Regions from separate parts of the Mus musculus genome. Here region 1 is linked to region 2. The links are chromatin loops, found by intact Hi-C in ENCODE. Cell type or tissue: heart. All regions are shown on one strand. Each heading gives the region's core, and the rest is flanking DNA. Links, peaks and the distances in the headings are about the cores only. Region 1 has its middle 20 kb from the start of Gm39262. Region 2 overlaps Cdh13 (cadherin 13).

Evidence for each region. A loop is a pair of places that touch in the nucleus more often than their neighbours do. Peaks named below come from ENCODE experiments on the same cell type or tissue, not always from the same donor. Only the 100,000 strongest peaks of a DNase experiment are listed, where the experiment ranks them.
Region 1: a loop joins it to region 2, with 9 times the contacts of the local background. A loop is called at or near these places in 15 of 42 quality-filtered maps.

What each region holds. Positions count from the first base shown.
Region 1 is chr8:117,927,391-117,930,302 of GRCm38, reverse strand. No RefSeq gene overlaps it. Among named protein-coding and RNA genes, the nearest start is that of Gm39262, 20 kb to the left of the region's middle. In heart, for the core only: no CTCF peak of the experiment used is centred there; no DNase peak of the experiment used is centred there; H3K27me3 peaks cover 1,258 bases.
Region 2 is chr8:118,849,145-118,852,056 of GRCm38, reverse strand. It overlaps Cdh13 (cadherin 13), which reads right to left. Exons shown (of 14, transcript NM_019707.5): 5 at 186-338. Among named protein-coding and RNA genes, the nearest start is that of Gm31893, 210 kb to the left of the region's middle. In heart, for the core only: no CTCF peak of the experiment used is centred there; a DNase peak (open chromatin) is centred at 1,446.

The sequences.
Region 1 (2,912 bases), core at 263-2,762, 920 kb after region 2:
AGCTTTTGGCATGTCACAGGATTTTTCTCTGAAGACTCACAGGCCATAATGGTGATCATGTGGCACACACGGTCTGATATCTCCTCAAATCACAGGAAACATTAGCTGTCCTTGATGTCCATTGTCACAAAATGTCCAGAAGAGGAGCTGGGGATTTCAACTCATACCCGTGATGACTATTCAGTCGTGCCTCAATGAGAAGAATGTGGGCCGAGCTGGTGATCACCCACCTACCACCCTACAGCCACTCTGACTAGGACCCTTCCATACGTACCCTGTGGTCCAGAGCTTACAAAAGTGCTGAATGCCCCCCTGAGATCCCTCCCGAGGCCCTCGATAATTTGGAGAATCTCAGCAACTCTGTTTCGCCATCTCAGAAACCCGACAGTAATTACAGCTGCCACACTAGAGCGTTTGAGGGTTATTGAGTTAATGACTGTGAAGGCTGCGGAGCCCTTCAGAGTAAAGAAGCCATAAAAATCAGATAAATAAAACAGTCAATCAGCACGTGTTTATTGTGTCCACGGGGTGCACAGCACTGTGCTTGGAAATAAAGATTAAAGGGGAGGAGGGCGAAGGAAAGGAAGAAGAGTGGGTTCAATCCAAGGCTTCGCAGGCCTGGATGCAAGGGCAGCTATCAAGTAAAGAGCGAGGCCCCTCCGAGGCACTGAGAGATGAAGACAAAGCTGTCTACCCATGTGTAAGGAAAGGATAAAGAAAGCAAGGCTTCGGAGCAATAAAAGCAACTATTCAATAAGGCAAAAAAGAAAAGGCACCCGACTGTCCTCACTAAGAATCCAAACAGTGACAAAATGCCCGATTTCAATGCTCATGTAGAAAATTCTAATTTCTGGTTTCCTGACACACTTGTGTATGAAAGGTGTGAGGAAACAAACTCTGACATCCAGTTTTGGGGACATTGTCAATGGAGGCAACCTCCAGGACAGTAATTAAGTGAGGGAGAGAACAATTAAAAGTAAATGTACATATTTTAATAAACAAATATCAAATGATTTATATTAATAAATCTTATTAACAAATATCAATATTTGATACATATTAATAGTATGTTGTCTTGAAGAAACAAACCCAACTTTCCTAGCTGGAACATGAACTCCCTCGCCTTGGTTAATGTGACCGTGATACTCGAGGGGAGACAGGAACAGGAAGAAACGGGCCTTTTACAGATTCTGAGGGCCACTCTACAGCAAAAAGTCATCTTGGAGAGGGTAATTACACCTCCAATTGCTTTCCGTTTTATTTCGTTTTCTTACCTGCAGTTGGCAAGCAGGGGGAACTGTTCTGTCCATCCACGCCAAACCTCAAAGCTCATCGGGTTCCCTGTTTCTATAGCAAACCCATGAAAGGGAGAAGCCTGCTGGTGTGAGCTGCTTTGATGGGAGGAAGCCTGGAAGACGCATTTTAATTTCAATTTGTGTGAAGCTTTTGTATCAAATTACGGATCTGGGCAGGATGTGGCTTAGCGAAGAATCCCACTTTCCTAGGTTGGCATGTATTCATTGTGCCACCATGGGGTGAAATAATTAATGCTAAGACACCCCCTTTCTCCTGTGATGGCTGCTGGTCTCCCACTTCCCAGACTGATCAGATCAGGGGTCAAATAAGAGATTAATATTCACAAACCACAGCTACCTACTTGGAAGCCCCAGAGTAGGGCAGCAGGGCAGTCCCCCCAGGCAAGTCTCTTGCTGCAATGGGATCATGCAAGTCGGCTGAGGTTTAACTGCAAGACGACCAGCCAATGGCCAGCCAAGGTTGCCTAACTGATCCAAAGCAAAGGCGAGGAACTCAGGAACGAACGCAGCTGCATTTAGCAAAACCATCAGGCCACTGGTTTCCCTGCAACTGGATTCACCCAGTTGTTTTGATGCAAGTGAGATTGGCCCTGTAAAAGAAAGGCAACACAATGAGGGGGATGGGGTGAGGGGCGAAGAGCCACTAGTATTTAATCGTTATTCATTCTATCTGGTTGGGCAAACCAAGATGATCTCCGTAGGGGTACCTGACCAGGGATGCTAGAATAGGTCTGCTAGATTGGCGTCCTCACCCTCCTTCCCCAGCTGCTGGAAGAGTTGCTGCTATGGGTCAACAGATGCTTTTAAAGGACAGCTTTCCACTGGGTCAGCAAGGAGGGTGTACTCTATCCCTTGACCTCCCTCCATCAACTCTTTGGGGGACAGCCAGTGGCTTCTTAAAGCTGGAATAGAAGGCCAGTCTCCCAAGTCTCAAGATGGGGCACTGTGGGGAATTGCAGGCTGGTATCCAGTTGAGCTGAGGTCTGAACCCCGATGATCATAATTCACCTTCATGACATGGTAGGCGTTTCCCTCATGCTCCTGGAACTCTGGCCCCTGCCTAAGTTACCGCCCCCCACAGCCCCCACAAGAGAAGCATGGTCAGTAGTCACATAGACAATGGCCCAAGCTTCTGACCTTCAGGCTAAACTCCTCCCCAGTTCCCTAGCAACAGTGAGGACCATAAAAAGGGCTGGTCAGCCCCACCTTGTTCTCTCACTCTCTTACTGCCTACTCTCTTGTCTCCCTCTTACCCTTCTCTCTCACTCTCTCTCCTCTCTCTTTGTTTTCTCTCCTCTCTCCTTTCTCTTTGTCCTCTCCTCTCCTCTCTCCCTCTTACTCTCTTTCTCACTAGCCTTTTTTCTCTCTCTCTCTCCCTCTCTCTCTCTCTCTCTCTCTCTCTCTCTCTCTCTCTCCTCTCTCTCTCTCCCTTTTCTCTTTCTCCCTGCATTTCTATAATAAAGCTCTTAAACCATAGAGAGTCTCTGCTCCATCAAGATCTGCTACACACTCTGGTCAATGTTGGGAACCTCTTCCCTCATCCCTCTCTCCCATAACCCCGGGGGCTACAGGGTGTGGCCCTGGGCCCCCAGGTCG
Region 2 (2,912 bases), core at 112-2,611:
CCCGGTGGCTCTGCTGATGAGCTAGGGGGCCCCTCACTGTTAGGCTCCACTTTTGTTCTCCCAGAAGCACCTGGAGCCACACTTTCTCGGGTTTGATGAGGCACAGAAATAATTGGCTCGGTGGGAAGAAATCACTCTGAAATCCATATCTCTATGCGCAGGGTGAGCAGGCACCCAGGACTCACTTGATAAGTAGCGATCGTTTCTCTGTCCAGGGTCCGTGTCACGGAGACACTGCCTGTGTTCTCATTGATTCTGAAAGTTCCTTTAGGGTCTTGATCCACTCCCTTCCCGGTGAGCCGGAACTTGGACCCTTCGGGTCTGTCGCTATCGACTACCTGTTCAGAGAGACAGAGTGACATTTAAGACGGTCTGAAAGGCATGGAGAGAGCCCGCCATAGACACCCCACACATACACACACACACACACATCCCTTGGGGACCAAACCACTAGTGTCAGGTGCCAGCGCAAAGCTGCCTGATCAACCAAGATTAGCCAAAAGCAACCTTGCCCAAAATAGCATCATCATCGCTTAGCTTGGTTCATGCAAATGGTTACAACTTACAGCTGAGGAAGCTTAGCAATAGTGGAAGCCCTGGGTAATGGAGCAAGGCGGGCGGGTGATGAGGAAACTTGCATTGTTTCTAATGGAGGAAGGAGATTTGGTTTTCTCTGCAAGCAAGGGTAAGTGTAGGAGTTGTTTATCTGCCACACACTGGGCAGGCACTGAGCAAGGTTTATACTTTGTTGCTAGTGCTAGTGACCACACGCCTCATGGCTCCCCTGGGTGCCAGGCTCTGCTGAGCGACTCTCATGAACCTCTTTATACTTTTAAATGGTGCTTGGAATGGGACTTTTTTTTTTTTAATCATCCTGAGTTTGTTTATATAATGGATGGAACCACAGTGGTCTGCAAGGTGGCTGTGGTCCCTGCTCTTAAACAGATGAAAGTGAGATTCTAAACCACGTTGTCCGTATCTCCTGACACCACTGTGCAACACTGCTCTTTGTGACCATTGACCTTGGTCTGATATCCGAAGGCTAAGTTCAGAAACTAGAGGTAGAGGGAGGTTCTTGTGAGCACAAGGGACAGTCAAGTCAGAAGCCGCAGACAGGTGGGGGAACACCTAGAAAATTCCAGAAATGGGGAGTCTTGAGCACACTCTGAGCAGAGGAGAGTTTCGGGAAGGTAAGGGTTAAAATATGGAGGTCAAAATTTGGCGTGTGGAACTGCTCAGTTAAAGAGGGGGACTGATGCTTGCACAAGCTGTATCATATTCACCCGTATCTCATGTGCTATCTATCAGAGTTACCATTGTTAATCTGGTTATAACAAACGCAGCTTAAAGGCCATGAACGCGGGAGGCACAGATAGAAGGCTGCGGATGTGCAGGCAGCTGTAACTACTTCAACCATGAGCAGGTGTCTATGTAAATCAGCACCCTCCAGGGGCCCTGCAAGAACCAAGCCTGCAATTCTGCATGCAGGCACCAGGTGGCAGTGGTGTCTAAGCTAGGATGAGCATCTTGGTGGGAGCATCTTGGTGGGTGATGTGGGAGGACTGGTTGAGGTACATCAAAACAATTCCACAAGACAGGAAGGTTTTCTTGCGTTTTCATTTTTATGATTTAAAAAAATGTTCTCTAATGAAATATACTTAAGGCTTTAATTAAACACCAATTATCTCTGTTTGAATTTTTAAGATTAATGGAAAATAGGATCAATAACAAGATGTATGATACTTTTTGATAAAAAGACATTTTAATTGTGATTTCACTGGAGTTAACTCATCTCAGGTCCTTTCCTGAGCCCCCATCCCCTGCTTAGAGGCCTCAGAAGGTCAAAGACCCCATGGCTTCTTGGCCTTCTGGTTGAGGCCAGGGTCCACCATATTGTCCAGTTGAGCAAACACATGCCTGTCTTCATGCAAACACGTTACAATCCTATCTTCAAACACAGGGTTTTGCCTCTGCTCCCAATTTCATCAGGTGCAAAGTGGGGACAATCACTATTTAGTTCTGGGGGGTAGGGAGTGGGGAGGGAGGCTGAGGATTTAAAGAGACAGTATAGCTGGGCGTGGTGGCCGGGTCTATACTCATAGCCACACAGGGTCTGAGCCAGTTCAAAGCTTGAATGTTCCAGAGTGATTTAGAGCCAGCTTGAGCACCTTGGTAAGACCCTATCACAAAATATAACTTTAAAAGGAGGCTTAGGGGCTCGGGTGAGCAGGCCTGGAGGTTGTAAGGGAGAAATAGCTGGCCCTGCTCATTGCCTGGGCAATGCTGGAGAGCTGGCCCTGGTGGCACAGGTCCAGGAGAGCTGGTCCTGGTGGCACGGGTCCAGGAGAACTGGCTCTGGTGGCACAGGTCCAGGAGAGCTGGCCCTGGTGGTACGGGTCCAGGAGAGCTGGCAAGCTGAGCAAACCCAGCCTCTACCCCATCACAGATCTAGGGCTTTGAGCTGGCCTACCCCAACAACCATCCCATCTATGAATTGCTGGTACATGTGAAGGGACCAGTCCTGCAGATCCAAAGCTGCAGGATCTCCATGATATCGGGCAACAGCAGAATATCCTAGGGGAATCACGGTGAGGATCCAGTATTGATAGTGTAGCAGAAGCCACAGGCCTCAAAACCAGGTCAATGATTCACGCAATTAACATTTGCAAGTAGAAGCTGTTTGGGCAAAGGGTCTACTGTGTGACATACCACAACCTCCACGGATATATATTTAAAACAACCATATATATATGAAATATTAAATAAAATATTTAATATATAACATTTATGTATTATATTTACATAAGATTTATTATTAAATATATTAAATGCAAATAAAAATAATAAAAACAAATATATAAATATAAGTATATTAAATTTTAATATATTTTTAGTTTTCCTTTAGTGGGGAG